Regions from separate parts of the Homo sapiens genome. Here region 1 is linked to region 2. A link is a loop called in an ENCODE intact Hi-C map of the cell type or tissue named here. Cell type or tissue: B cell. All regions are shown on one strand. Each heading gives the region's core, and the rest is flanking DNA. Links, peaks and the distances in the headings are about the cores only.

Region 1 (2,922 bases), core at 175-2,674, 94 kb before region 2:
TGCCCCCACACCCCGCTGCTGTTTGGGAATTAAGCAACAATAACTACAACAAAAGCCCGGGTGCTTCCCAACATGAAGATGGTCAAGCTGGACCTCTCCACCTCTGCAACGGGTTTCTTGAAACCAAAATGCAGGGCTTCACATTTAACCTTTCTGACTTTCACTGTGTTTTTGTTCTCCCCCTTTGGCCAATTTCTCAGCCTATCACAATTCATTCGGGCATGGATTTGTACTCCTAACCCTCTGGTTATATCTTTCAACTCTTCTTTCATAAGTGAACTTCATGCCTTTTTGGTTTTTGTTTTATAATAAATGGAAAATGGACTTTTGAATCAGGTAGGGCTGGGTTCAAATCCTGGCTCCTTCATTCATGCAAGTTGGTTATCTTTGAACTCAGTTTCTTTACCTAAAGACCTCCTCCAGGTTGTCATTGACCACCCTTTAATCAACACTCTGAGTATCAACTTGAAACCTACCCAGTTAAGTAGTTATCCTTCAGCCTATCTGTCCTCATTCTGCTCTGTAGGGTGTCATGCAAAGCCTGGCTGAAATCAAGCTGTGCCGTGCCTGTGGCCCTTTTCTTATATGTCACTCTAATAACCCCACAGGAAAAAGAAAGAAACCGTAACAGGGTCAACTCTTCCTTCAGGGCCATATTTGGGGAGATGCCAAGTGGAAGAAACTCATCTTTTCACTTACTGTCCCTCTTCGGCAATTGCTTTTCCGCTTTCCTCGACCTCTTTTGCAAGCCATAGACTTTCCTTTTGTGAGGCAGCTGTCACCTTAGCTACTGTGTTCCTGTTCCTCCTCCACCCTATTCTCCTTGCTTGACAGAGCAAAGGCCCCTGTGTGTTGAAGCTTTTGACACACAACTTTCTTTCTTTTCTTTTTTTTTTTTTCGAGACAGGGTCTCGCTCTGTTGCTCAGGTTGGAGTGCAGTGGCGCAATCTTGGCTCACTGAAACATTCGCCTCCCAGGCTCAAGAGATTCTCCTGCCTCAGCCTCCTGAGGAGCTGGGATTACAGGTGCCCGCCACCACGCCTGGCTAATTTTTGTATTTTTACTAGAGATGGAGTTTCACCATGTTGGCCAGGCTCATCTTGAATTCCTGACCTCTAATGATCCACCTGCCTTGGCCTCCGAAAGTGCTGGAATTACAGACGTGAGCCACCATACCCGGCCTTGACACACAACTTTCTGAGGGTCATTTTTTCCATTTAGAATTTGTTAATGTCATGTTTGTCACATGACCTCCCAGATCCACTCAAGTCTCTCTTGTCATTTCAGGCCTTCAACAATCTTTCCCCATCCTGTCTGTCAAAATTAACTTTAGAAAATCACCTGCACCATGCAAACATGCTTTAGTAAATAGCTTCCCTTTGTTCTCTAAGCACTCCATCGACATCCTTGTCTCTGCACTGGTCTTCCTTCTCCCATCAAACTCACATTGCTATGTATGGTTGTGCAGGTTGCTCACTGCATAAAGGCCTCAGGCTGAGGTTGCAGTAAGGGCTGAAATGCATCCAGTGCGCTTCTCATCAAGCTGTGAGTCCCAGTATGGGGCTGCATCTGTTTAGAACTAGCACATTCTTCTTACTTAAACAAAGGCACCGGGTCTAATTTCAACTGCTCCTTTAAAGCTTTACTCAGGGCCTGCCCCCCTCATACCCCATGGTCTCACTTTCTCTTATTCTTCCAGGGGACTTGAAGTTATCTACCCCTTGCTCAGTGCTGCCGCCATCTGGGTAAGGTAGGCAAGCACATGAGCCTTGGAGTCAGGCTGCCAGCATTCAAACCCTTCTCTACTACTAGTTTTCTGAGTGACCCTTAGCAAGTTATTTAACATCTCTGAGCCTCAGTTTCCTCATTTTAAAAACAGGGATGATAATAGTGCCTGCCTCATAATGTTCTTGGGAAGAATATGTGGAATATCCATCTAATCCACTTAGTATGGTGTCTGGCACATAGTAGGCACTCAATAATTCAATAGTTGTTAGCTATTGCTACTTTTTTTTTTTTTTTTTGAGACAGGTATCATTCTGTGGCCCAGGCTGGAGTGCAGTGAGGCAATCAGGGCTCACTGCAGCCTCCAACTCCCAGGTTCAAGTGATTCTCCTGTCTCAGCCTCCCAAATAGCTGGGACTACAGGTGCATGCCACCACATCCAGCTTTTTTTTTTTTTTTTTTTTTTTGTAGAGACAGGGGTCTCCCTATGTTGCTCAGGCTGATCTTGAACTCCTGGCCTCAAGTGATCCTCCTGCCTCAGCCTCCCAAAGTGCTGGGATTAAAGGCATGAGCCACTGTGCCCAGCCAGCTATTGTCACTTTTATGCATAGTCCTTAATAGCTAACAACTATTAAGACATGTTGTGGCTCGCAGGAAGTATGAATAAGAAAATGTACACCTCACCAAGTAGGGTTGTCAGATAAAATACAGAATGCCCAGCTAAAGTTAATTTTCAGATAAGCAACCAATAGTTGTTTTAGTATATGTATATCCCAAATCTTTACTTTCTCCACAGAAATCTCAAAGTGGTGGACTGAAGCATTGTTAAGAAGAATAGCAAGGACTCGTTTGATCTTTTCACCCTTTCATCTCGAATTTCCCTGCTGCCCCTCACCTCATGCAACGCCTGTCCCACAAGATTTCTTACATGAAAACCGGGGAGTGGGCTAGCCTTTGGGATAAGCAGTATGAAGGTTCTAGAATGAAGCCTTTAGATGTTCTAGTGAAGGTTGTGGTTTGGAATAGAAGTATATAATCTCACTCATATATCCTGTGAGCCACAAAATGTTGTACCTTCTGTTTTCTCTACCTTTCTTGTGTTATTTGCTGCTTTTAATATTGTGTGGGTCAAAAGGCATGCTTTTACCATTATATATTATGGAATACTGTGTGTTTTGATAAATAAGTTTTATATAT
Region 2 (2,922 bases), core at 96-2,595:
TCTGTCTGTTACTAAAAATTAATTTTTTAAGCAAATTATTTAATTCACTTACATTACACCTAAAAGGACATGGTTATTATATGCTAAATAATAAATGGAACAATTTGGAAATCTGTTCAACTTATGGAGCGTTGCATTTCCAAAATGTATGGTGCATTGCTAATGCCTGATAATTTGAACGTCAGTTTGATATCTCATCTAAGAAATATCGGAGGGTTCACAAGTTCTGCTTTGTGGTATTATCTGAGTGGTGCGGGCTCAGTGGGATGTACAGCTTCTTTCTAGATAGTTTCCACAAAGTACTTACAACCTTGGTATCGAAGCACTCATCTTTGAATGACTCAATGGCTTCATTTCCTGCAGCATCATTACTTTTTCCTCTGAGGTTTCTCATTCACATACTAGTCTTCACTGGCTTGTGACTTCACAGTGTCAATTGATAAGTAGCTTACAAGACCAAAGGGATCTCATTTCCACTAAGGAACTATAAGGAACTAAATGTATGTTCTCTCCTACTTGCTTGTGAAAATCCAGAAATAAATGTTGTGTAATTACCAAATCTAATTAAGCACACCTCACTTCCAGTGTTATGCTATCTGATACTGAAAGAAAAATTTAATGAGTTTCCATAGACCCACTATATTCTAATTGCTTTCTTTCTTGCCTCATAAGATAGGTTTACTACATTTAGGCTATTCTAGGCCAAAATGCATCTCCAACATGCAAGATATTTTTTCTTTCACATTTCTTGCTATTCTTCAGTTTCTCTCAAAATTTACTTCAAAATTGACCATCTGACATTTTTACTAATCTACTTCTGTAATGTCTAAAACCTAAGACCATATGATTTCCAAGATAATTTAGTTGCTGAATGCCGAGCAAGTGATAATGTAGTTGATTAAATCCAGTGAAAGTAGATAGATGATCTAAGCCCCAAGTCACCACTCTTTGCCAATATTAGCTACAAAATCTCCAAGCCCCAAATAAGCTCATTTTAATTATTCACTTTTATGTGAAGTTAAAACAAAATGAAAAGTTACAACCATAAATGAAAGATTCTTATTTCTTCAGTATCTCTGGCATCTACCATACTTTCTCCCTTTGCCCACGTAGGTCCTTCTGCTCGGAGTAATTTATCTTTGCCTCTACCCTTATTGGAATCCTAGCCGTCCTTCAAAGCCTTGTTCAAATTTTACTTCCTCTTTGTGGTTGTTTTTGATTACTCTGGTGCACATTGTTGTTTTCCTCCTTAGAGTATCTGTTCCTAAAATTAATTAATTCAAGAACGTTTAGCATATAATTGTTCTCTGTTTCCTGTAAGTCTGTATGTTAGACTTATATACCTAGTCAGGCTATAAACTTCTAGAAGGTAAAGACTGTGCCTTATATTACCGCTTTTCAGTATTTTTTTTTGTTTTGCATAACCCCTAAAATGATTTTGAAACACTATGTACCTCCTCACACATTTTTGAGTTGATATATGAAGTTTTATAAGTATAAATAACTGCAAAGGATATAATTCTGGCACGTTGTAAATATTGACATTAAGGACAAAAGAAAAGAAAAAACAAGCAAACTGTTAAGTTATATCCATCTTTTAAATGTATCTAAGGGAATCTAAATACCATTGTGATTGATAACTGTAGTCATTCATTTAAAAAAAAATACATGAAGTCCTTAACTGTTAGAAATTTTACATTATTCCCTTTTCTCTCTGAAGTCATATGTTTATTCTACATTTCTTGCAGAATTTTATTCTAATATAAAATATTTTTATGCTTGGAAATCTTCTCTACATCAAATAGATATAAAATTGAAATTATTTTTCTAAATTTTCTCTGACCAAAGGTTTTAATATTTCTTCTAGATTGACTTATTACAATTATTGTTAGTATGCAGTCAATCAAAACCACATAAATGCATTATAAATTTGTATGAATATTTGTTAAATATAATTTTATTAGAAATATATGGTTTTATGAGATAATTGGAACTGCTCGTTTGCCCACATAGGAGTGTGACTGATTGCTAGCTACAAGCAGGGCTCAGCAGAAATCCTGCCTCTATTTTATTTATATTTGTATAAAGATAAATGCTGAGAAAACTTGTTCACCTAAATCATAGATGGGACAAGAAGGTGCTTTATTATAATAGTGTCAGTCAATTCTATGAATTTCTTCCAAGTAATATGCTGGAAATTATATAGTGATTTATTATAAAATATATTTTTATCTCTTGTTGACTGTTAACTTGATGAAGTCATTTTTCAGTGTTGCTAAAAGCAAAGAATTAGAAACACCCTACTTAGAAAAAGACTTGTTAAACAGTCATAAGGAGTAATTTACTTTCTCAATTTCTGGGAAGAATACCAAAAAAATTCATACTAAAATTTATTAAATAACTATTAATTAAACCTGTTATACTTTAATTTAACCGAATATACTCAGAAAGTGTGAGAAAAATTAAAATATTAATTGCAGTATATCTGTCAATACAATTTTTTGAGAAAATAATTTTATTGTATCATATGCTGTAAATATACTTTCATCAACTCTACAGAACCTCAGATTTGGTTCATTCAATTTTTGGAAAATATTTACCATATAATCTAGGTTGGTAAAGCCAACTCTCATTGTTAAGACAACTAGCCAAATCAGATTTAAAGTTTCCTTCAGAAAATGTCTTACTTTATTCAAATAAATGTATAAACAGATGTTGTCCTGATTGTCTTCACACTCCTGAATCCTTTCCTAAGATGGATGGCAAAGGCATGCAGCCTCATCAGGAGTTTGTTGCATTGGTGACATATGGCACCCCTGCCTCTCATGCTTGCCTGGCTTTACTCTCAGGGGACTCTTCCTTAGGAATAATGCATTCTTTGATAATAGGTGAGGAATGAAAAACACAAGGACATTAAACAAA

Evidence for each region. Hi-C counts contacts between places; a loop is a spot of excess contacts. Peaks named below come from ENCODE experiments on the same cell type or tissue, not always from the same donor. Only the 100,000 strongest peaks of a DNase experiment are listed, where the experiment ranks them.
Region 1: a loop joins it to region 2, with 2.0 times the contacts of the local background. A loop is called at or near these places in 3 of 110 quality-filtered maps.

The regions. Positions count from the first base shown.
Region 1 is chr22:39,931,819-39,934,740 of GRCh38, reverse strand. All of the region lies in intron 1 of GRAP2 (GRB2 related adaptor protein 2), which reads right to left. Among named protein-coding and RNA genes, the nearest start is that of TMA7B, 27 kb to the left of the region's middle. RefSeq lists an enhancer at 1,165-1,829. In B cell, for the core only: CTCF peaks have their summits at 1,509 and 1,709; DNase peaks (open chromatin) are centred at 810 and 1,730; H3K4me3 peaks cover 464 bases; H3K27ac peaks cover 1,947 bases.
Region 2 is chr22:39,837,681-39,840,602 of GRCh38, reverse strand. The region is part of intron 3 of ENTHD1 (ENTH domain containing 1); the gene reads left to right. Among named protein-coding and RNA genes, the nearest start is that of ENTHD1, 55 kb to the left of the region's middle. RefSeq lists an enhancer at 1,244-1,293. In B cell, for the core only: no CTCF peak of the experiment used is centred there; a DNase peak (open chromatin) is centred at 1,192; H3K4me3 peaks cover 1,069 bases; H3K27ac peaks cover 604 bases.